Regions from separate parts of the Homo sapiens genome. Here region 1 is linked to region 2. Evidence: read pairs that join two places in POLR2A ChIA-PET (ENCODE). Cell type or tissue: Panc1. All regions are shown on one strand. Links, peaks and the distances in the headings refer to the core of each region. The heading gives the core; the rest is flanking DNA. Region 1 overlaps VCL (vinculin). Region 2 holds the start of C10orf55 (chromosome 10 putative open reading frame 55).

Region 1 (8,000 bases), core at 1-8,000, 95 kb after region 2:
AACTCAAGCATTAATTGTCTTTTCTCTTTTCTTTTCTTTCTTTTCTGTTCTTTTTTTGGAGACAGGGTCTCACTCTGTCACCCAGGCTGGAGTGCAATGGCTCAATCTCGGCTCACTGCAGCCTCAACCTCCTGAGTTCAGGTGATTCTCCCACATCAGCCTCCCCAGTAGCTAGGACTACAAGCATGTACAGCCATGCCTGGCTAATTTTTTTTGTATTTTTAGCAGAGACGGGGTTTTCCCATGTTGCCCAGGCTGGTCTTGAACTCCTGGACTTAAGCAGTCCACCCGCCTCAGCCTCCCAAATTGCTGGGATTACAGGCATGAGCCACTATGCCCGGCCAGTGTCCTATTTTCTTAAAAAAAAAAAAAAAGAAAAAAAGCAAAACGAAAATCCCAAAGAGGTACCCAGGCCATTCACTGAAGTAATAAGATAGAACCAGCTTTCCAGGTAGAGTTGAGAAATATTATGCATTTGTGAAATACAATTCATCATATTCTGGAACAGCCAATTTAGTTTTGAGACAGGGTCTCACTCTGTTGTTCAGGCTGAAGTGCAGTGGTGTGATCTCAGCCCACTGCAACCTCCACCTCCCAGGCTCAAGCTTGCATTAGTCTCCTGAGTAGTTGGGACTACATGCGTGCACTACCATACCTGGCTAATTTTTGTATTTTTTGTAGAGATGGGGTTTCTGCCATGTTGCCCAAGCTGGTCTTGAACTCCTGGGCTCAAGCGATTCTCCCACTTCAGCCTCCCAGAGTGCTGGGATTACAGGTGTGTCACCATGCCCAGCAGCTTATCAAATATTTAATGAGTACATTCTATTCCGGATACTAGACTAACTTAATTTCTCTTGTCTGAAAAAAGGGATAGAATCGCTTTCAGATTCCTACCAAATATAGGAGTAATAGAGTTGAAAAGTGAGATTAGGAGACCTTAACTACTAGTTTAGAGGTTATACTCAGTATTTCTAGTCTTTCAAGAAGTTTTTTGCTATGCATATTTAATTTCAAAGTCTTAAATTAATTAGCATTTCTACTATTCTCCTGAGTAATAAAAGGATATTAAAACAATTTTTGGCCAGGCCCTGTGGCTCACGCCTGTAATCCCAGCACTTTGGGGGGCCCAGGCGGGTGGATCGCTTGAGGTCAGGAGTTTGAGACCAACCTGGCCAACATGGTGAAACCCCATCTCTACTAAAAACACGAAAAATTAGCCGGGCGTGGTGGCTTGCGCCTGTAATCCCAGCTACTCGGGAGACTGAGGCAGGAGAATCGCTGGAATGCGGGAGGTGGAGGTTGCAGTGCCACTGCACTCCAGCCTGGGTGACAGAGGGAAACTCTGTCTCCAAAAAAAAAAAGTTTATATTTCCCACTTGGTAATTTCTTTAGTTCTTCCAGTTTGCTAATTCTTGTGTAGTAGTTTCTAATATGCCATTTAATCCATTCACTGCATTTTTAATTTAAATGACAGTCTTTTCCTTTTTTTCTTTCTTTTTCTTTTTTTTTTTGAGAGGAAGTCTCACTCTGTTGCCCAGGCTAGAGTGCAGTGGTGCGATCTTGGCTCACTGCAACCTCCGCCTCCCAGGTTCAAGCGATTCTCCTGCCTCAGCCTCCCAAGTATCTGGGATTACAGTCATCCACCACCACATCAGGCTAATTTTTGTAGTTTTAGTAGAGACAGGGTTTTACCATGTTGGTCAGGCTGATCTTGAACTCCTGACCTCAAGTGACCTGCCCACCTCAGCTTCCCAATGTGTTGGGATTATAGGCATGAGCCACTACGCTCAGCCTTTTTTCTTTTTATTTATTTGCTTTTGTAAATAATGGGGTCTCCCTGTGTTTCCCAGGCTGGTCTTGAACTCTTGAGCTCAAGGGATCCTCCTGCCTGGGCCTCCCAAAGTCTTGGGATTACAGGCATGAGCCACCACATCCAGCCTAAATGACAGTCTTTTTCCCTTCTATAATTCCCTTTGGATCTTTTTCAAAATCTGCTTCAGTTTTGATAGTCTCTTGTTCTTTTATTATACTTAAAATTGTCATTTCTTGTTGTTCGTGTTGTTTTCCTTGGAGTATAGAAACTATAAGAGCTTAATACCAGAGAGAGAATAGCAAGGCACTTTTAAAATCTGGTGAAGGCTGGGTAAGGTGGCTCATGCCTGTAATCCCAGCACTTTGGGAGGCTGAGGCAGGCAGATTGCTTGAGTGTAGAAGTCCGAGACCAGCCTGGGCAACATGACAAAACTCCTTCTCTACAAAAAGTATAAAAATTAACTAGGCATGGTGGTGTATGCCTGTAGTCCCAGCTACTTGGGAGGCTGAGGTGGGAGGATTGCTTGAGCTGGAGATCGTGCCACTGCCCTCTAGCCTGGGCAACAGAGCGAGACTCTGTCTCAAAAAGAAAAAAAAATCTGGTGAAATGTGAGGATAATCTTATTGTTTTGAGGCTGCAAGAGTCTCTCACTCTTTTTTAATTTTGGTAAAATGTACATAATATTAGCTTTACAATTTTAACCATTTTTAAGTGTATAGATCTGTGGCATTAAGTACATTCACATTGTTGTGCAACCATTACCATCACATACCTCCAGAACCTTTTTATTTTCCCCAACTAAACTCCCTATTTCTCATTCCTCCTAGCCCAGCAACCACCATTCTTTCTGTCTCTGTGAATTTGACTACTCTATGTAAGTGGAATCATACAGTGTTTGTATATACTGTATAACATATAGTATATGATATGCTCTATATAAGTGAAATCATATAGTATTTGTCCTTTTGTGATTGGCTTATTTCACTTAGAATAATGTCTTCAAGGTTCATCCAAGTTGTAGCATATGTCAGAATTTCCTTCCTTTTTTTTTTTTTTTTTTTGAGACGGAGTCTCGCTCTGTCGCCCAGGCTGGAGTGCAGTGGCGGGATCTCGGCTCACTGCAAGCTCCGCCTCCCGGGTTCACGCCATTCTCCTGCCTCAGCCTCCCAAGTAGCTGGGACTACAGGCGCCCGCCACTACGCCCGGCTAATTTTTTGTATTTTTAGTAGAGACGGGGTTTCACCGTTTTAGCCGGGATGGTCTCGATCTCCTGACCTCGTGATCCGCCCGCCTCGGCCTCCCAAAGTGCTGGGATTACAGGCGTGAGCCACCGCGCCCGGCCTCCTTCCTTTTTAAGGCTGAATTATATTCCATTGTATGTGCATACCACATTTGTTTACCCATTCATCCATTGATGGACATTTGGATTGCTTCCACCTTTTGGCTATTGTGAATAATGCTGCTATTTCATCATATGTTTAATATCTTAAGAGGCCTGAACTCTGTCTCTGAAGGGTGTAAGCTGCTGCTGCTGCTTTTTCTTTCTTTCTTTCTTTTTTTTTTTTTGAGACAGGGTCTGGTTTTGTTGCCCAGGCTGGAGTGCAGTGGTATGATCTCAGCTCACTACAACCTCAACCTCCCAGGCTCAAGCCATCCTCCCACCTCAGCCTCCCAAGTAGCTGGGACTACTACAGGTGCATGCCACCATGTCTGGCTAATTTTTGTGTGTATGTGTATATATTATACACATACAATTTTATTATACTTAAAATTGTCATTTCTTGTTGTTCTTGTTGTTTTTCTTGGAGTATAGAAACTATAAGAGCTTAATACCAGAGCGAGAATAGCAAGGCACCTTTAAAATCTGGTGAAGGCTGGGTAAGGTGGCTCATGCCTGTAATCCCAGCACTTTGGGAGGCTGAGGCAGGCAGATTGCTTGAGCGTAGAAGTCCGAGACCAGCCTGGGCAACATGACGAAACTCCTTCTCTACAAAAAGTATAAAAATTAACTAGGCGTGGTGGTGTATGCCTGTAGTCCCAGCTACTTGGGAGGCTGAGGTGGGAGGATTGCTTGAGCTGGAGATCGTGCCACTGCCCTCTAGCCTGGGCAACAGAGCGAGACTCTGTCTCAAAAAGAAAAAAAAATCTGGTAAAATGTGAGGATATATATAGGATATATATATATATATATATATATAAATACATATATATATGTGTATTATTTTATTTTATTTTATAGAATGGGGTTTTACCATGTTGCTCAGGCTGGTCTTGAACTCCTGGGCTCATGTGATCTACCTGCCTTGGCCTCCCAAAGTGCTAGGATTACAGGTGTAAGCCACCGTGCCCAGCTGGAATGTAAGCTTCTGACGGACTTGGGCTAGGACTGTGAACTTAGCCTCTGATGCCAAGGAGCAAACATGGAATGAAAGCAGGCCAAAGGCCCTTTTGCATAATATGGCAGTAAGGCAGGAAGGGAAGTTCATTCCACTTTAGAGAGGCAGTGTTTGAAGCATGAGGAAGTTTGCCAGCCAGAGAAAATGGGAATACCTTCTGTGCAGAGTGAATACAAAGATACAAGGGTGTGAATGTGCAGTTAGGGAATGGGGAAGCTTTAGTAATGAGACTGTTAAGGTGGATTGTGTCCCTTGTGAAGGGACTCAGACGACATAAATCAGTTAAAAAAAACAAAACTAACTTCAGTTTTTGAATAGGTATAGGATTCACCTGGTTCAAAATTTAAAAGGTAAAGGTATACAGTGAAAAGTCTCCCTTTCCCCCTTGAACTCCAGCCACCCAGTTTCCCTCCTCATAGGAAACCGATGCACTTAAGAAACCCAATGTCTTGGATATGCTTCTAGAGATAGTTTGTGCACAATCTGGCAGTAACTAGTCCCCTTTCATACAAATGAAGACCTGTTATACTGTCTTGTCCTGTTTCTTGATTTTTTTTTCATCCTTTGCATGTTTTGGGGAACATTTCTTGCTTGTATCTACAGAACTTTCTCTTCTTTTGACAGTTAAATAATAGTCCCTTGATGGTTGTAGATAATTTATTAAACTAGACCCTTATGGAAGGTTATTTGTGATCTGTTGCTGTTTCAGACAACATGGCAAAGAATGACACAAATATGTCAGTTTACGTATGTGCAAGTACATTTACAGGATAATTTCTAGAAGAGGAACATACTAAGCATTGGATGTTAGAAAACAGAGAAATCTTGTATTATTATTATTTTTACTTTATTTTACTTTAAGTTCTGGGATACACATGCAGAACATGCAGGTTTGTTACATAGGTATACATGTGCCATGGTGGTTTGCTACACCTATCAACTCATCATCTAGGTTTTAAGCCCCGCATGCATTAGGTATTTGTCCTAATGCTCTCCCTCCCCTTGTCCCCCATCCCCCTACAGGCCCCAGTGTGTGATGTTCCCCTCCCGAAACAGAGGTGTTTAAGCTGATGTATAAAATTTTGGTAAAATAATCCTGGTAGTATTGAGGAAGATAGATTGGAGCGCTGGTGAGACACTGGGGTTGGAGAGCCATCCATTCAAGCAAGAGGTAGTAAGAGCTGCCTTCAGGCAGTGGTAGGAGTGCAGATAGAGAAAAGACACATCTGCAGCATGTGTAGAGTACAAGAGGGAGAGGGAGGAAAAAGAAAAGATAAATTCTAGAGATAGACTCATTATTACTTAATTTATATTTGGATTCATAGTGTTCTCGATTTTGAAAATGAATCAGTAAAGTAAATGTTTTAAAAATAACTAATTGGCCCGGTGTGATGGCTCACGCCTCTAATCCCTGCACTTTAGGAGGTTGAGATGGTCAGATCACCTGAGGTCAGGAGTTTGAGACCAGCCTGGCCAAAATGGTGAAACCCTTTCTCTACTAAAAATACAAAAATTAGCCGGGCGTGGTGGCGGGCGCCTGTAATCCCAGCTACTCAGGAGGCTGAGGCTGGAGAATTGCTTGAACCCAGGACTTGGAGGTTGCAGTGCGCCGAGATCGCGACATTGCACTCCAACCTGGGCAACAAGAGTGAAACTCCGTCTCAAAAAAAAAAAAAGAAAAAAATTACTAATTTATTTTCAGGGGAGCACTATGTGGTTATTATCTCTATTTTACAGGTAAGGAAACTAAGGCTGAAAGCATTTGAGTAACTTGTCCCGAGCCAGTAATTGGTGGTGTCGGAGTGCAAATATTTTTATTATGCAAATGAGCTTACTTTGAGATGCAGGGCAGAAAACCTAGAATTCTTATTAAATCTAAAAGATCTCATCAATGATTTTATTGAAGCTGAATATGAAAGAAGTCATGCCTTAACCTTTTTGATCTCACTTGGAAAAAGAAAAACTAAATACAATAGCTGGTAGCATGGATCCACCTAGAGAGATGCTGCAAGAAAACACAATCTAGTTGAAGTGAGAGCTCAAAGGATGGCGCATAAGGAAAGGGCTTGAATTCAGGAATGCCAGTGTTTTTTAATGACTCTGATATGTATTCCAAGCTGGGAGGGACAGATATCTATGCTAGTAAGAAAAAACAGGGTCAATCACTTGGTGGCTCATGCCTGTAATCCCAACACCTTGGGAGACCGAGGTGGGTGGACCACTTGAGCTCAGGAGTTTGAGAGCAGCCTGGGCAACATGGCGAAACCCTGTCTCTACAAAAAATACAAAAATTAGGTGGGCATGGTGGTGCACACCTGTAGTCCCAGCTACTCAGGAGGCTGAGGCAGAAGGGTCACTTGAGCCCTGGAGGTTGAGGCTGCAGTGAACCATGATCGCCCCACTGCATTCTGGCCTGGGCAACAGAGCAAGACCTTGTCTCAAAAAAAAAAAAAAAAAAAAAGAGAGCGAGAGATAAAACAGTAGGGTAATCTGTTTATGATGTATGTGTGGAAGAGTGCATACTAAAATGGTGGCGGGATTGAATGGTAGGATTTCAGGTTAAATAATTGTTTTAATGAAAAACTTTTTCTGACCATAGTTTGTGCTTTTACCCTAACAATGAACATGTGCCACTTTGGAAATAAGAGAAATAAGTTCCGTATTTCCCCTCCATCTTTTCGTTATTGTTTGTACTCTTCCCACTGCCTGGAGTTGCCCTTCCTCTCTCATTAGAATGGGCCCAGTGCAGATGTCACTCTCTTCATGAAGCTCTTCCCAGGCTGCTCAGCAAAGGGAAGCTCTCTCCCTTTGCTGTGTTACTAAAATATTTGACTATGGTTGTTATCATGAATTAGAACTAATTGTGTTCGTGTCTGTTTCCACCCCTCCTTTCTCTGACCCCCCTACCCAGCTTCCAAATTTGAGTCCGTAGAATGAGAGTAGTTACAGACTTCAATGTTGAATTGGTTGCATTTTCAGCACTGCAGTTTTTTTTTTTCCCTGTCAGAACAAGAAAAGATAGATAAAAATTCTGAGTCATAGAAGAATGACTTAAAACTTCCGAAGGCAATGATATATCTATGTAAGCCATATGAATACTCTTGCCTAATTTGGGAACTCTCTGGAGTAAACAGGGCCATAAATAAATAAACCATCTCTGGAACTACCATACCTATTACATCTGTAAAACCAAAACATGATTGCCACATTTCAACTGACATATACCAGAAGACTCTGTCTCTGAACTGGAAGCTCCAACTTGGGCTGTTCTAAAGCTTCTGTAAAAAGGCAAATTCCTCAGTTAGTCTGCTGAAGTTATATACTATAATGATAGCACTAGAGAATGAGAATGCAAAAATCTCCTTTTTTCTCCTTCTTGTCTAGAGATTGAACCTTTTACTTATTCTTGCCAGATAAATAAACCATTCCTCTTCTTTTTTTTTCCAACAAATGTTCCGTTGATCTTTCCTTTTACATCTTTTTTCTTCTTTTTTTCCTCAAAGCAACCAGTCTGGATTAGGCTGATTGTTATCTTCTAATCTCTCCTTCCTTTCCATTACTGCCAAGTAAATCTTTCTTAAGTATAGCTCTGATCTCAAAAGGTTCTTGCTCAGAAACCTATGCCTTGTCCCCAGTCTTCCAGATTAATTTAAATTCCTTATTCTAGCTCTTCAGGGCTATCACATCCCTAACCCCTTTCTGATTGTATTATTTCTCTATGGAGAGCAGAAGTCAGCAAACTATAGCCTGTGTTTTTAACTGTCCAGGAGCTAAGAATAGTGTTTGCATTT
Region 2 (17,040 bases), core at 5,399-13,398:
GAGGTTGAAGCTGCCCGGTGGGGCAGGGGTGGGGCGAGGGACCTTGAAGCCTCGATATACATGACAAAGGGAGTGGCAGGGAAGAGTTCCATGAAGTCTGAGGGGCCTGGTGCTCCTCTGGAGAGACCCTGAATTTCCCCAACAAGTAGCCTCTTGCGAGTGGAAACAGCCCTGTGGGTATATGGCTTGGGCTGGGAAGGCCCTGTTTATATGAATTAGAAAAAGACACACCTTCCTTTGTGGGATGCAGCCTCTGTCTGTGCTAGGATATAGAACTTGGAGAATGGAGCCTTGGGATGGATTCCAGCCTAACTACCTCAGCTGGGAGTTTTTGCAGAAACGACCTGTACAGCTGTATGCAGTGGCTCTGGCCATCCAAGCCTTTTTCAACACCTGGAACAAAGCCCTTGGGGCATGGGGCAGGGGAGGTTTCCAGGTGATAAGCGACCAGCAGACCTCCCTGGATGACTGACCTAGGGATAGGCATAGCTACTTCCTCGGCACTTGGAGGGGACAGATGGGGACCGCCTAACCAGTAGTGATCTTTCTCCTCTGACCCTCTGTCCTCCCCCAGCCTTGCTGAAGATCCGTTCCAAGGAGGGCAGGTGTGCGCAGCCATCCCGGACTATACAGACCATCTGCCTGCCCTCGATGTATAACGATCCCCAGTTTGGCACAAGCTGTGAGATCACTGGCTTTGGAAAAGAGAATTCTAGTAAGTGACAATTGCGACTGACTTAGAAGGTCCTGAGGAGTGTTTTGACCTGAAAATGAGCCCAGCGTGATCAAGGGAAGACTGCAGAGTTAGAGGTGGGAGCACTGAGGCGGTGGCAGATGGGTCCAGGGATGGATGAAGAGTGTTGTTTAGGGAGCGATGGGCTGCAAAGGTAAATAGATGGTAGGGGCTATAGGTGGAGTAAAGGCTCAGATTTGCATGGAAGAGAATAAGGGCCTTCCCTGGTAGAGATACTTTATGGTTCCCCTCTCTGGCAGACTCCCAGTGGACAGATAAATCTTGATGCAAACGCCTCCCTGTTTTCTCCACCTAGCCGACTATCTCTATCCGGAGCAGCTGAAAATGACTGTTGTGAAGCTGATTTCCCACCGGGAGTGTCAGCAGCCCCACTACTACGGCTCTGAAGTCACCACCAAAATGCTGTGTGCTGCTGACCCACAGTGGAAAACAGATTCCTGCCAGGTGAGTGTTCCAAGCATCTCTCTCCACCTCTTCCATATCTCCCCAGAGCTCCTGGGCTTGTTCCAGCCAGCTTAAGGGTGTCTCTCTCTAGCCAAAGCCCTAAGTAGCCAGAATCAGGAGCTCAGGTCTTTGAGGGTTTAAACCAGTCCTTATGTGTTTGCCAGACATTACCAAAAAAATCCCAGCTCTGCGCTAGTCACTTCAGACTGGGGGCACGAGATCCTAGAAAGAGGAAACAGTAAAAGACAATGTAACTCAGTGCCCAGGGTGTGTTGTGAACTATAAATGATCAGGTGTTCAGGAGAGGGAGGTGAGTGCCAACCTGAGGGTCAGGGAGGGGAGGCTTTAAAGGAAATGTGACTTGATAGGCATTTGAAGAGGCAGAGGGAAGAAAGGAAGGTGTTTCAGTTGAAAGATACAAAACTGAGAAGGAGGCTGGCATATTCCGGGTGGGGAGGAGAACTAGGGTCTGGGAGTGTGGATGGAATAGTGGCAGATGACAGGGCTTTTAAAGCCAAGCAGGGGATTTTAAACTTGATGTGGTAGAAAATGGGGCTGCGTCAGGCACAGTGGCTCATGCCTGTAATCCCAGCACTTTGGGAGGCCGAGGTGGATGGATCACTTGAGGCCAGGAGTTTGAGACCGGCCTGGCCAACATGGTGAAACCCTGTGTCTACTAAAAATGCAAAAAAAAATTAGCCAGGTGTGGTGGTGCCTGCCTGTAATCCCAGCTAATCAGGAGGCTGAGACATGGGAATCGCTTGAGCACAGGAGGCAAGTTTGCAGTGAGCTGAGATCACGTCATTGCACGCCAGCCTGGGCGACAGAGCGAGATTCTGTCCTCCCCCCGAAAAAAAGAAAGAAAATGGGAAGTCGCTAAGGACTTTGACTGGGAAACTCTTCCCTCTCTCTGGTATGGTTGGGTGATGGGATCAGAAATCCCCTCCTCACTTCTCTAGGGCTCATCTTTTGTATCTTTGGCGTCACAGGGAGACTCAGGGGGACCCCTCGTCTGTTCCCTCCAAGGCCGCATGACTTTGACTGGAATTGTGAGCTGGGGCCGTGGATGTGCCCTGAAGGACAAGCCAGGCGTCTACACGAGAGTCTCACACTTCTTACCCTGGATCCGCAGTCACACCAAGGAAGAGAATGGCCTGGCCCTCTGAGGGTCCCCAGGGAGGAAACGGGCACCACCCGCTTTCTTGCTGGTTGTCATTTTTGCAGTAGAGTCATCTCCATCAGCTGTAAGAAGAGACTGGGAAGATAGGCTCTGCACAGATGGATTTGCCTGTGCCACCCACCAGGGCGAACGACAATAGCTTTACCCTCAGGCATAGGCCTGGGTGCTGGCTGCCCAGACCCCTCTGGCCAGGATGGAGGGGTGGTCCTGACTCAACATGTTACTGACCAGCAACTTGTCTTTTTCTGGACTGAAGCCTGCAGGAGTTAAAAAGGGCAGGGCATCTCCTGTGCATGGGTGAAGGGAGAGCCAGCTCCCCCGACGGTGGGCATTTGTGAGGCCCATGGTTGAGAAATGAATAATTTCCCAATTAGGAAGTGTAACAGCTGAGGTCTCTTGAGGGAGCTTAGCCAATGTGGGAGCAGCGGTTTGGGGAGCAGAGACACTAACGACTTCAGGGCAGGGCTCTGATATTCCATGAATGTATCAGGAAATATATATGTGTGTGTATGTTTGCACACTTGTGTGTGGGCTGTGAGTGTAAGTGTGAGTAAGAGCTGGTGTCTGATTGTTAAGTCTAAATATTTCCTTAAACTGTGTGGACTGTGATGCCACACAGAGTGGTCTTTCTGGAGAGGTTATAGGTCACTCCTGGGGCCTCTTGGGTCCCCCACGTGACAGTGCCTGGGAATGTATTATTCTGCAGCATGACCTGTGACCAGCACTGTCTCAGTTTCACTTTCACATAGATGTCCCTTTCTTGGCCAGTTATCCCTTCCTTTTAGCCTAGTTCATCCAATCCTCACTGGGTGGGGTGAGGACCACTCCTGTACACTGAATATTTATATTTCACTATTTTTATTTATATTTTTGTAATTTTAAATAAAAGTGATCAATAAAATGTGATTTTTCTGATGACAAATCTCCCTGGTGCTTGTATGGGAAGGAGTTGGAGTACATAAAAAGGAGAAAATAACAAAGGTGGACTGCACCCTAGAGTTTCTTATGGGACTGCATCTCTGGACTTAATGGAGCTTTGGGAGGTAGAGGTTAGGAGAGCTGTAGGGCAGGGCCACCACAGCACTTAATGTATACAAAGTTTCCCCAAACCACAATCCCATGGCTGTGTAAGTAGTGTACAGGCTTAGTGTCAGCTCCCAATTGCCTCCTTAACCTGATGCCTTTGTGCAGTGCACATCTTGTACAGCTGTACATGGTGGTCTTCTTTAGGGTTAACTCCACAACAGTCTCTTCACTCTGCCCCCAACAATCCTTGAGCTGACCTCAACCAAGAAGAACACCTGTGGCCAGGTGTAGTGGCTCATGCCTGTAATCCTAACATTTTGAGAGGCTGAGGTGGGAGAATCGCTTGAGCCCAGGAGTTTGAGACCAGCCTGGGAAACTTAGTGAGACCCTGTCTCTGCAAAAAATAAAAAAATTAGCCAGGTGTGGTAGCACATGTCTGTAGTCCTAGCTACTTGGGAGGCTGAGGCAGGAGGATCCTAAGCCAAGGAGTTCAAGTTTACAGTCAGCTGATTGTGCCACTGCACTCCAGCCTAGGTGACAGAGCAAGACCCTGTCTCAAAAAAAAAAAAAAAAAAAAAAGAAGAAGAAGACCTGTAAGTGAAAATTGCTGGCCAGGCTCAGTGGCTCACGCCTGTAATCCAGCACTTTGGGAAGCCGAGGTGTGTGGATCACCTGAGGTCAGGAGTTTGAGACCAGCCTGACCAACATAGTGAAACCCCATCTCTACTAAAAATACAAAAAAATTAGCCGGGTGTGGGGGTGGGTGCCTGTAATCCCAGCTACTCGGGAGGCTGAGGCAGGAGAATCATTTGAACCCGGGAGGCAGAGGTTGCAGTGAGCCGAGATCGCACCACTGCACTCCAGCCTGGGCGACAGAGGGAAGACTTCGCCTCAAATAAATAAAAAAATAAATAAAGAAAGAAAATTGCTTATCCAGAATGCCAGCTTGACTCTGTGGCATTCAGGAAACAAAAAACATAATTTCCCATCATCTGTGTGTGGGACTGATGCTGGAATTTTCTCAGTGTGTTAACAGAGCTTGTGACCAGCCATTGCTATGCCTATGATTAGGGGGCCCAGAATCTCAAAGCTGGATGATGTCCTAATGGGGGTGACTATATATTTTGAACAAAACATCAAGTTCTGAAAAGCTGGGGTGTAGAAGGCAGGTTGGGAGATAATTGGGTATCAAAAATTAGAATTGCCAAGCTGTGTTAATGGGTTGGGGCAGTGTTTCTTAATCGAGTCATCTGAGGACCTTTTAAAATATGCACACCTACACTCCACCTGTAGAGATTGTGATTCAGGTCAGGGCTGGCTCCAGGTCTCGTGGTTTTAGAAAAGCTCCCTCGGTGTTACTAACATGCACCACTGATTGACAGCCTTTGGGGACAATTGGTCAGAATATATGAAGTGCCCAGAAAAATTCAAGATATGGTCAGCATGAGTTCTCTGCATGAACAGCCAGTTTTCTGAGTGGGGTTTGGTGGCACAAGGTCTCCTGGATTTCCTGGTTAAAGGCTTTCTGGACCGTGCTTCCCTAGAGGGCAAGAACTCCAAGTATTTGGCTTTTTCTTTTTTTTGAGGCAGGGTCTCACTCTGTCACCCAGGCTGGAGTGCAGTGGCGCAATCTTAGCTCACTGCAGCTTCTGCCTCCCAGGTTCAAGCGATTCTCCTGCCTCAGCCTCCCAAGTAGCTGGGATTACAAGCATGCACTACCACTACCCGGCTCATTTTTGTGTTTTTGGTAGAGATGGGGTTTCACCCTGTTGGCCAGGCTGGTCTCGAACTCCCGACCTCAGGTGATCTGCCTCCCTTGGTCTCCCAAAGTACTGGGATTAGTATTCGGCTTTTGATCCCCATCATCTAGTGTGCTGTTTTACACAGGTTGATGCAGTGGTTTAGAGCATGGATTTTCGAGTCCGGTGGCCTGAACTAGAATCTAACACCAGCTGTGTGACTTGAGAAAGGTTATTAGCCTCTCTGCACCTCAGTTTCCTCATCTGTACAAAAGAGATGATACAATCTACCTCCCTGGGTTGTTATAAGGATTCATGAAGGCCAGACACAGTGGCTCAGCCTGTAATCCCAGTGCTTCGGGAGGCCAAGGTGGGCGGATCACCTGAGGCCAGGAATTCGAGACCAGCCTGACCAACAAGGTGAAACCCTGTCTCCACTAAAAAAAAAAAAATACAAAAATTAGCCAGGCGTGGTGGCATATGCCTGTAATCCCAGCTACTCGGGAGTCTGAGGCACGAGAATTGCTTGAAACTGGGAGGTGGAATTTGCAGTGAGCCGAGATCACACCACTGCACTCTATCCTGGGCAACAGAGAGCAAGACTTCGTCTCAACAACAACAACAACAACAGAAAGGATTCATGAGTTCATAAGTCCTTTAGCATAATACTGGCACCTAATAAAAGCATAAAAACGGTGGTTATTATTACAAAGCTAAGTAAATTATTGTAGCATCAGATCAGATGGGAACCCTCTGCCCTCTCCCACCTCAGAACTGCACTATTTTGCGGGAGTGGAAACCTGCTAGGAAGCTGCCCAAGCCGAGTGGCTGTTCAGTTTCTGCCTTCCCCTCAGGGGCCAAGAAAGATCTTGTTCAAACTTGAGCAGCTCCAGCATCAGGGCTCAGAGACACTGAAAACAGGAAGTATGAGCCCTACTGGCAGGGTTAAGCCAGGAGGCTGTTAACAATTTTCAGGCCATTTCCCAGCCAACACCCTGACCCCCAGCCAGCTGCTGTCTCTTTGCCTAATATTAGATCTCACCCCAGGCTAGCAGGCATCAGCCGCTTCTCCAGCAACCAGTTTCACAGTTCCAGATTCTCACTCCAGAGACTGCCTCCTATTAGTGCCTCCACGATCAAGCACTGTGCTTTTTCTGTTTTTGCTTTTGTTTTTTTTTTTTTTGAGATGGAGTATCGCTCTGTCGCCCAGGCTGGAGTGCAGTGGTGTGATCTCGGCTCACTGCAACCTCCGCCTCCCAGGTTCAAGCGATTCTCCTGCCTCAGCCTCCCGAGTAGCTGGGATTACAGGCGCCCACCACCACGCCCGGCTACTTTTTGTATTGTTTTTAGTAGAGATGGGGTTTCACCATGTTGGCCAGGATGGTCTTGATTTCCTGACTTCGTGATCCGCCTGCCTCGGCCTCCCAGAATGTTGGGATTACAGGCGTGAGCCACCGTGCCCGGCCTTTTTTTTTTTTGTTTGAGATGGAGTCTTGCTCTGTCCCCCAGTTTGGAGTGTAGTGGCTCAATCTCAGCTCACTGTGCAACCTTTGCCTCCCGGGTTCAAGCAGTTCTCCTGCCTCAGCCTCCCGAGTAGCTGAGATTACAGGCGCCCGCCACTACGCCTGGCTAATTTTTTGTACTTTCAATAGAGATGGGGTTTCACCATGTTGGCCGGGTTGGTCTCAAACTCCTAACCTCAAGTGATCAACCCGCCTCAGCCTCCCAAAGTGCTGGGATTACAAGCATGAGCCACCATGCCAGACCAACACTGTGCTAAATTATTCATGTGTTGTCTGAGTTAATCCTCCCAAGAATCCTATGAGGAAGGTAGTATCACTAGCCCCATTTAACAGTAGAGAAAATGGAGGCACAGACAGATTGAGTGACTTGCACGAGGCAATGCAGCTCCAAATGCAAAGAGTCAGGGTTCGAACCCAGGCAGCCATCTCCAGAGTCCTCATGCGCGGTACTAGGATTTATCACCTCTCAGGAGAGTCCAACTAGGGCAAAAGGAGAGCAGCCCCCCTTTCAAGCTTTCTACTTTATGGTTGCTGGGTTTCTAGGCAACAGCTATCAGAATTTTTTTTTTTTTTTTGAGACGGAGTCTCACTCTGTTGCCAGGCTGGAGTGCAGTGGCGTAATCCTGGCTCACTGCAACCTCCGCCTCCCGGGTTCAAGTGATCCTCCTGCCTCAGCCTCCTGAGTAGCTGAGATTACAGGCACATGCCACCACGCCCGGCTAATTTTTGTATTTTTAGTAGAGACGGGGTTTCACCATGTTGGCCAGGATGGTCTCGGTCTCTTGACCTTGTGATCCACCCGCTTTGGGCTCCCAAAGTGCTGGGATTACAGTTGTAAGCCACCCGCCCAGCCCAGAATTTTTTTTTTTTTTTCCATACACAGTCTTGCTCTGTCGCCCAGGTTGGAGTGCAGTGGCCCATCTCGGCTCACTGCAACCTCTGCTTCCCAGGTTCAAGCTATTATCCTGCCTCAGCCTCCTGAGTAGCTGGGATTACAGGCGTGCACCACCACACCCGGCTAATTTTTGTATTTTTAGTAGAGACGGGGGTTTCACCATGTTGGCCAGGCTGGTCTCAAACTCCTGACCTCGTGGTTCACCCACCTCGGCCTCCCAAAGTGCTGGGATTACAGGCGTGAGCCACTGCGCCCAGCCTCATCTATCAGAATTTTAATCCTCTCCTAGATAACAATTCTTTCCTCCTAGAAGATTCCCAGGCCAGATGAGGAGACCACACTCAGCCATTGGTTTCAAAGTAAAACTTCACTGTTCTCACAGTAACCTCAGCCTTTCTGCTGCAATCTGGTTTCATTGAAGTGGTTTCCGTTTTCACCAGAACCCCTCTTTCTGAAGTATTCTCAGCCCATTATATTAACAGCACTCAGCCTGCTTTCCACGTATGCCCTATCTTTCCCAAGCTGACCACAGCAGCACCCCTGCCTATACCCCTCCATACTCACTCCCATTGGGTCCACCTTCCTTCCAAGAAGGAAACATTTAAGCCCTCCCTTTGAATTAGATGAAGTAAGAGGAGTTGCTGAGGTGTTTTTTAAAAATCAATTCTGGGCTAGGTGCAATGGCTCACACCTGTAATCCTAATACTGTGGGAGGCCTAGACGGGAGGATTGCTTGAGCCCAGGAGCTCGAGGCTGCAGTGAGCTATGATTGCACTACTGCACTCCAGCCTGGGTGACAGAGCAAGACCCTGTCTCTAAAGAAAAAAAATCAGTTTTATTGAGATATAATTCATATATCATACAACTTACCCATTTATTCTTTCTCTTTTCTAGAGACAGGGTCTTGCTCTGTCACCCAGGCTGATCTCAAACTCCTAGGCCAGAGTGATCCTCCCACCTCAGCCTCCTGAGTGGCTGGAATTACAGGCTCATACCACCACGTCTGGCACCATTTGAAGTGTACAATGCAATGGTTTTTAGTAGATTCACAGAATTGTGAGACATCACAATCAATTTTAGAACACTTCATCACCTCACAAAGAAATCCTGTACCCACTCACAATCACTCCGTTTTTCTCCCCAACCCCCTCAGCCCTAGGCAATCACTAATTTACTACTTTCTGTCCTCTCTGTGGGTTTGCCAATTCTGGGCATTTCATATCAATAGAATCCTATAATATGTGGTTCTTTGTGACTGGCCTCTTTCACTCTTAACATGATGTTTTCAAGTTTTATCCATGGCATAGCATGTGTCAGTGAGGTTGCTGAGTTTTAATAACAAATTGAGGGAAAAGATGGTCTAGGCGAGGTGCAGTGGCTCACATCTGTAAATTCCAGCACTTTGGGATACCAAAGTGGGAGGATCCCTTGAGTTCAGGAGTTCCAGAACAGCCTGGGCAACATAAAGAGGCCCCATCTCAAAAAAAAAAAAAAAAAAAAAAGGATGTTCTAGGTCTCTTTTTGAGGTTTCAGTCACATTGAGATTCATTCAACAATCTTTGTCATTTCTTTCTTTCTTTCTTTTTTTTTTTGAGATGGAATCTCGCTCTGTCGCCCAGGCTGGAGTGCAGTGGCGCAATCTCGGCTTACTGCAATCTCTGCCTCCCAGGTTCAAGCAATTCTCTGCCTCAGCCTCCCGAGTAGCTGGGATTACAGGTGCCTGCCACCATGCCCCACTAATTTTTTTCTATTTTTAGTAGAGACGAGGTTTCACCGTCTTGGCCAGGCCGATCTTAAATTCCTGACCTCATGATCCACCTGCTTCGGCCTCCCAAAGTGCTGGGATTACAGGCATGAGCCACTGCGCCCGGCCCTTTGTCATTTTTTTAAAGTACCCATACACAGGACATTATTTTAGATACAAATGAGGCAGTCCTAGTCCTCAAGGAGCTCACCACTTTGCAAAGTGCTATACTAAGTCTGCATAAAATGCATGGAAAAATAATGAAGAAGCAATTGATTCTGCCTGGTGAAGTCAATGACGACTTTACAGAAGAGGTGATATTTTACCTGGACATTCAAATACACACAGAAATTTGCCAAACTAGAAGAAAGGCATTGTAGGCGTAGGGAAGTTCATGGAGGCATGAAAAGGTGAGGTGTTCTAAGGAAATGAGGAATAGTCCATTGTGGTGGAGAACTCTGGGGGGCAATGAGTAGGTGGAGATGGTGGGGAAGGATCTGGTGGGATCCAGCTGGTGATGACCCTGCTGCAGGACTGATTCTCAGCAGCAGGCACTGGTTCTGCTCAGTGACTAAACAGATGCTGTCCTGAGATCCTCTCCGCGTGGCCCCTGCCATCAGCCTCTCTCCACTTCTTCATGATCCAGCAACCACAGGGTTAATGCCTGTGGCACAGCAAAGGCCTCTGAGATCCTCCCTCCTCCAGCTGGCTCAGGCGAAAGTGTCCTACTGGGGTATCTTGATAGTTAAATATTTTGACTATCACCTCTTGCCCTCAGGCACTATTTTTCAAAATCCAGAAAGTGAATTAAGTTCTAGAAGCCATAAAAAAATTGGCTTTTTAAACTAAACATTTTTATTCAATTGTAAAAGTAGCTACAAATGTAAAATACTTTCATAGCATTCCACAGCCATTGTTAACATCTCTGGCTTCTTGGGTTCCTTTGTAATCTCAACCTCTTTTACTCGGTCTTAAATGTTAGGATTCCTAAAGCCTGATCTTAAACTTCCTATTCCCACCCTAAGCTTTCTCCCTTAGGATCTTGTTAGCACCCAGGCTTAAATGACCACCAATAAACAGATGGCTTACAAAGCTGATCTCTAGCCAGACCTCTCTTCTGCACTCCAGACTCTTATTTTCTGTTGTCTACTTGACACCCCTTTTGGTTGTCACTCACAGGGGACCTCAAAGTCAACCTGCCCCAAACTGGCCGAGTCTTCATGCCCCAGTGTGGAGACATCTCCCATCACTTTCTGTCTCAGATGATAGCACCACATCCATTCAATTATGAAAGCCAGAAACCTGGGGCCATCCTGATGCTTCTCTCCTGGTTTCCTTCATCCCCTCCATCACCAAATCCTGGGGATTTGACTGATATCTCTTGAAGTCGTCCATTTCTCTCCCTCCCCACCATCACCATTAGTTGAGCCCAGTCTACCCTACAATAGCTTCCCAGTTTGGTGCCACTGCACTACAGCCTGGGCGACAAGAGCAAAACTCAGTCTCAGAAAAAAAAAAAAAAAAAGGACCAAAGGACCACTAAAAGAAGAGCACTCTTTTTTTCTTTTTTGAAGCAGGGTCTTGCTCTGTTGCCCAGGCTGGAGTGCAGTGGCACAATCCTAGTTCACTGCAGCCTTGACCTCCTGGGTTTAAATGATCCTCCTGCCTCAGCCTTCCAAGTAACTGGAACCACAGGTATGTGCCACCACACCTGGCTAATTTTTTTTTTTAATTCTTTTGTAGAGACAGGGTCTTACCATGTTGCCCAGGCTGGCTGGTCTCAAACTCCTGGGCTCAAGTGATCCTCCTGCCTTGGCCTTCCAGTGTGCTGAGATTATAGGCATAAGCCACCATGGCTGGCCTAAGAAGGGCATTCTTAGCACAGGTTGGTGAGGATTAGGGGCTAGAAGAGAACCCAAAAGTTTCATTTATTCACTGATTCATCCTTCACTCATTAATATAGCAAACACTTATTGGGAGTCGGCCATGGGCCTGGCATTGTGCTGTGTATTGGGTATAAAGATGAGAGCCCCAGTCTCAACCCCAGTGAGATAAGGGTCAAGTTGGGGAAGAGACACATTGCAAATGAATAGAGTACAGGGTGAGGAAGATTTACAAGATGGGCAGGGATGGCTAAGACAGCAAGGTGGAGGAGGTGACCTTGGGGAGAATCTTGAAGGGCAAATACAGGAGGAAGAAATGCTTCTCTGAGCAGAGGAAACAGCACATGCAAACGTGAAGAGGAGGGAGGAAGCCCAGGGCACCGGAGGGACTGCAGGTGGTTCCAGCCGCTGGGGTAGGGGCTGGCATTGAAGTGATTTGACTGGAGGGATTGGCAAGAGCTGGAACCTACGGGCCTAGAGGACTCTGCCTGACACATGAAGGACTTTGAACTTTCTTGTGATGTGGAATTGTTAAAGATTTTGGAGCAGTGTGAAAAATTGATCAAAGGAAGATTCTTGGGCCTGGGTGAGACTACCAGCAGGGAAAACCAGTTTGGAGACTATTGCAATCAGCGAGGTAGGAGCTGAAAAGTGTCTGAGCCAGGGCTATGGCAATGGGATGTGAGCAGAGGATACAAATATGGGAGATTGGTGGGGATAGAATAGACTTGGTGCCTGGCTGGGGGCGGGAAGAAAAGGAGATATCACTTGGTTTAGTCTCCTGCCTTCGGGTAGATAAGGCAACAGCATAATTTTACAGGTGAGAAACTGAGGCTGTAAGTGATTTATAGTAGGTAGCTGACCAAGCTAGAGTTACCACTTGTAGAACCTTGGGGATCAATACCTCAGGGCAGCTAGTTCTGCTAATTACCTCCTTAACTCTGTCCACCCAACTGGAGAACTTCCCTATCACCATAATCACCACGCAGTGCTGATATCCAAGCCTGCATAGGGTGATGCTTGTTTCTGAAATACCCCAGGCCTGTTCAGCCCTGTGACTGTGGTTCTAACACCTGGAATTTCTCCTGAACCTGCTGGTCATGTGATGCACTGGCAATGAGTTAGTGGATAGGTCGGTGGCATGTATAAGGAAATCAGCAGATGCTGGATCTAGCCGTCTGCCTTCTGACTTCCTAAAAATGTGACTTCTGGTGTTTCAACAGATCACATGCCCTTAGCACATCACCAAGTTCTGGCACGAGGTTGTGGAGATGGAGCAGATTTTGTAAGGACTCCAGCTGGTGGGCTTCCTAGCCCAGTCTCTCCTTCCCTCTTTTTGGTGGTTCTCCAGTTGCCCTTAATTTCTCATTCTCTTTTCATATAAAGGGAAGAAAATGACTTTCTCCCTCACCTGGCTCTTCCCATCCTCACCCTACTGTCTTTTTAGCTCTCTCTCCAGAGTATTGTACAAGCTGGGGTTAATGCCATTGGAGGGAGGACTCTCTAGCTCCAGCTTGGTTTTTCCATTTAATTGTCTTGGTGAAGCCAGCCATGGTGGTGCATGCCTGTAATCCCACCTACTTGGGAGGCTCAGGGGTGAGGATTGCTAGAGGCCAGGAGTTCAAGACCAGCCTGGGCAACATAGTGAGACCTTATTTCTAAATGAATGAATGAATGAACGAATGTAACAAGTGTCAGCCCCTTTTCCTTTTCTTTTCTTTTTTGAGATGGAGTCTTGCTGTGTCACCCAGGCTAGAGTGCAGTGGCATGATCTCGGCTCACCGCAACCTCCGCCTCCCGGGTTCAAGCGATTCTTCTGCCTCAGCCTCCCGAGTAGCTGGGACTACAGGCGCACGCCACCACGCCCAGACAATTTTTGTATTTTTAGTAGAGACGGGGTTTCACCATATTGGCCAGGCTGGTCTCAAACTCCTGATCTCGTGTTCTGCCCGCCTCGGCCTCCCAAAGTGCTGGGATTACAGGCATAAGCCACCGTGCCCGGCCCCCCAGCCTCAAACTTTCTCTGATTTCTCACTATACCTACACACTCCTCACCACCACAGGCTGAGAGATTCTGCCAGGGAAGCTCTAAGCTCTTGAGTCCCATTGGAACTGGACGTATCTGTGAAGTTAACAGCTATTGATCAGGTTACTTCTATTTCCCACTGGAATTTGGCCACCATCTTTGGCTGTAGAGAGTTACTAGAATTTTGCCAGTTTCCCTAGTGGTGAGCTCACCAGAAGTCCTTCTCTGAAAGTCCCTTCAAGTCAAGACCTCTTTGAGTGCTTCCCTCTGCCCTTTCTGTCTCCTCAACTGAATTCTGTGCTGGCTGAGGGAATGAGGAGAAATGATGAACTGGAGACAGAGTGGGATAAACACTTTGCTTAGAACATCAATCTTTGTTTTTTTGAGACAGAGTCTTGCTCTGTCACCCAGGCTGGAGTGCAGTGGCACGATCTTGGTTCGCTGCAACCTCTGCCTCCTAGTTCAAGCGATTCTTCTGCCTTAGCCGCCCAAGTAGCTGGGATTACAGGTGTGCACCACCATGCCCAGCTAAATTTTTGTATTTTTAGTACAGACGGGGGTTTTGCCATGTTGGCCAGGCTGGTCTCGAACTCCTGACCTCAAGTGATCTGCCCACCTTGGCCTCCCAAAGTGCTGGGATTATAGGTGTGAGCCACCGCACCTGGCCTAGAACATCAATCTAAAGCAATTAGGGTCCCCAAATTAGCAATTCTGTATTACCTGGCACTTGTTAGGAGTTGCAAATTCTCAGGCCCCACCCCAGATAGACTGAATCAGAAATTCTAGAGGTGGGGCCTAGCAATCTGTGTTTTAACAAGCTCCCCAGGGGATTACATTGCCTGCTCAGGTTTGAGGACCACTCTTCTAGGTGTTGATTCTCAAACTTCAGGATGCATCCTAACACCTGGGGCAGCTGGTTATGTAGGATCTGGTTAAACAAACTGGACTGGTGTCTGGGCAACTGTATTTTTAGTAAGCTCCCTAGATGATTCTTATATTCATCAAAGATTGAGGATCATTGATCTAAGGAACTCATCTAATTAGCTGAGTCTCCTGGGAAGGGAGCAGACAGAAGGGCAATGGAAGTGTCTCTTAATATTCCAAATGCTACCTGCATCTGAACCTCTGGAGAGCTTGTTAGAAAAGCAGGATCTTGAGCCCCCATCAGAGGTATTGACCCAGACTTTCTGGGCGTGGGGCCCTGGCATCTACATTCAGAGTTCTCCAGGTGATTCTTGCGCATACTAAAGTGTGATTACTGAGGAGCAACAAGTTGGCAGGTGTTCTCAATGCTGGATGCACATTAGAATCACCTGAGGAGCTTTATAAAATTATGTGATAACCTGAGCTCCACCTCCACAGAGTCTGACTTCATTGGTCTGGGCTGGGACCTTGATGTTTTTTAAATGTCTCACACCGGATTATTTTAATAGATAGAGTTAAAGACTATCAGGTTTGGTTGGATATGGGGGTCATGCCTTAATCCCATGGCTTTGAGAAGCTGAGGTGGGAGGATCACTTGAGCCCAGGAGGTCGAGACCAGCCTGGGCAACAGAATGAGACCCCCATTTCTACAAAATTAAATTGTTTTAAAAATTAGCTGAGCACGGTGATGCACGCCAGTAGTCCCAGCTACTTGGGAGGCTAAGGTAGGAGGACTATTGAGGCCAGGAGGTCAAGGTTGCAGTGAGCTGTGACCACTCCAGCCTGAGCTCTTAAAAAACAAAATGAAACAAAAAAACCTATCAGGTTAGGCTGGGCGTGGTGGTGCACACCTGTAGTCCCAGCTACTCGGGAGGTAGAGGCACGAGAGTCACTTGAATGTGGGAAGTGGAGGTTGTAGTGTGCTGAAATTGCGCCACTGCACTCCAGCCTGGGCAACAGAGCAAGACTCTGTCTCAAAACAAAATAAAAAAAAACAAAAAAACCTATCAGGTTAAAGGGAGATGCAGATCTGGGAAGGGTCAGGAAACAGGAGAAGGTGAAGGAATGCCAAGGAAACAATTTGGTGGAAGCCTGAGGGCAAGGCTAGTTATGGTTTCCATGTGGGAAATCCAGGGGAGATTGATTGGGAAGGTGGAAGGGGCCTCAGGTTGGAAAGTGGGCAGGGTGGCTTGGGTGGCGTGAAGCTCACTGTAGAAAGAGGTTAATGTATTAATTTCCTGCTGCTACTGTAACAAACTTAACGGCTTAAAATAACATATGTATTATTTTACAATTCTCTGGGTCAGAAATGTAAAATGGGTCAGCAGGGCTGGGTTCCTTCCGAAGGCTCCAGGGAAGAATCCATTTCCCTGCTTTTCTAGTCTAGAGGCTGCCTGCATTTCTTGGCTCATGACCCCACATCACGGTGACCTCTGCTTCCGTCATGACATCCTCTTCACCCACTCTGGTCCTCTGTTTCCCTCTCAGAAGGACCCTGAGGATTGCATTGGGTCCATCAGGATAATCTTCCCATCTCAAGATCCTTAAATTAGGCCAGGTCTGGTGACTTAAGCCTGTAATCCCAGCACTTTGGGAGGCCAAGGTGGGCGTGAGGTCAGGAGTTTGAAACCAGCCTGGACAACAAGGTGAAACCTCGTCTCTACTAAAAATACAAAAAAAATTAGCCGGGTGTGGTGGCGCATACCTGTAGTCCCAACTACTTGGGAGGCTGAGGCAGAAGAATCACTTGAAACTGGGAAGTGGAGATTGCAGTCAGCCGAGATCATGCCACTGCACTCCAGCCTGGGTGACAGAGACTCTGTCTCAAAAAAAAAAAAAAAAAGTCCTTAATCACATCTGCAAAGTCATCTTTGCCATGTAAGGGAGCAGAATCGTTGGCCCCAGGGATTAGGATGTGTACATCTTTGGGAGGATATTATTTAGCCTTCCACAGTTAGCATGGTTTAACTAATGAGAATGGAAACAGTGGCTGGAGGGACCATGAAAGTCAAGCAGTAGGGGTGGAAGGATAAAGGGGAGGCAGTCAATAGGTCAAAGTTACAGTTAGATAGGAAGAAAAGCTCTTGTGTTCTACTGCACAGCACAGTGACTAGAGTTCATAAGAAGGTATTGTATATTTCAAAATAGCTAAAACAGGATTTTAAATGTTATTGCCATAAAGAAATAATAAATATTTGAGGTGAGGTGACAGTATGCTAATCAGGCTGATATAATCATTCCACAACATATGCATTATTGAAATATGACATTGTACCCCATAAATATATACATTTATTTTTTGTCAATTAAAAATAAAGCTACAAGGCCAGGTGGCTTATGCCTGTATGTAGGGTCCAGCCCTACGGGGCTTAGAGGGTGTTCTCCCCATGTGCGGAGACGAAAAATTGTAATAAAGACACAAGACAAAGAGATAAAGAGAAAGCAGCTGGGCCCTGGGGACAACTACCATCAAGACGTGGAGACCGGTAGTGGCCCCGAACGGCTGGGCTTGCTGATATTTATTGCATACAGGACAAGGGGGCAGGGTAAGGAGGGTGAACCTTCTAAGTGATTGACAAGGTGAAGCAAGTCACGTGATTACAAGATAGGGGGCCCTTCCCTTTTAGGTAGCCGAAGCAGAGAGAGAAGGCAGTATACGTCAGCATTTTCTTCTCTGCACTTATAAGAAAGATCAAAGACTTTAAGATTTTCACTATTTCTTCTACCACTATCTACTAGGAACTTCAAAGAGGAACCAGGAGTACGGGAGGAGCATGAAAGTGGACAAGGAGTGTGACCATTGAAGCACAGCACCACAGGGAGGGGTTTAGGCCTCCGGATGACTGAAGGCAGGCCTGGATAATATCCAGCCTTCCACAAGAAGCTGGTGGAGCAGAGTGTT

The links. ChIA-PET counts read pairs that join two places held together with the same protein. Peaks named below come from ENCODE experiments on the same cell type or tissue, not always from the same donor. Only the 100,000 strongest peaks of a DNase experiment are listed, where the experiment ranks them.
Region 1: POLR2A ChIA-PET joins it to region 2 with 23 read pairs; 8 of 35 experiments call an interaction of 5 or more read pairs at or near these places.

Annotation. Positions count from the first base shown.
Region 1 is chr10:74,014,192-74,022,191 of GRCh38, forward strand. The region is part of intron 1 of VCL (vinculin); the gene reads left to right. Among named protein-coding and RNA genes, the nearest start is that of VCL, 20 kb to the left of the region's middle. In Panc1, for the core only: no CTCF peak of the experiment used is centred there; no DNase peak of the experiment used is centred there; H3K27ac peaks cover 1,389 bases.
Region 2 is chr10:73,914,202-73,931,241 of GRCh38, forward strand. C10orf55 (chromosome 10 putative open reading frame 55) reads right to left here and starts at 8,576. Exons shown (of 5, transcript NR_160938.1): 1 at 8,432-8,576; 2 at 2,318-2,440. It overlaps PLAU (plasminogen activator, urokinase), which reads left to right. Exons shown (of 11, transcript NM_002658.6): 9 at 575-715; 10 at 1,050-1,198; 11 at 2,188-3,293. The coding sequence ends at 2,364. RefSeq lists enhancers at 1-29, 1-193, 5,971-6,619, 6,620-7,266. In Panc1, for the core only: no CTCF peak of the experiment used is centred there; no DNase peak of the experiment used is centred there; H3K27ac peaks cover 1,208 bases.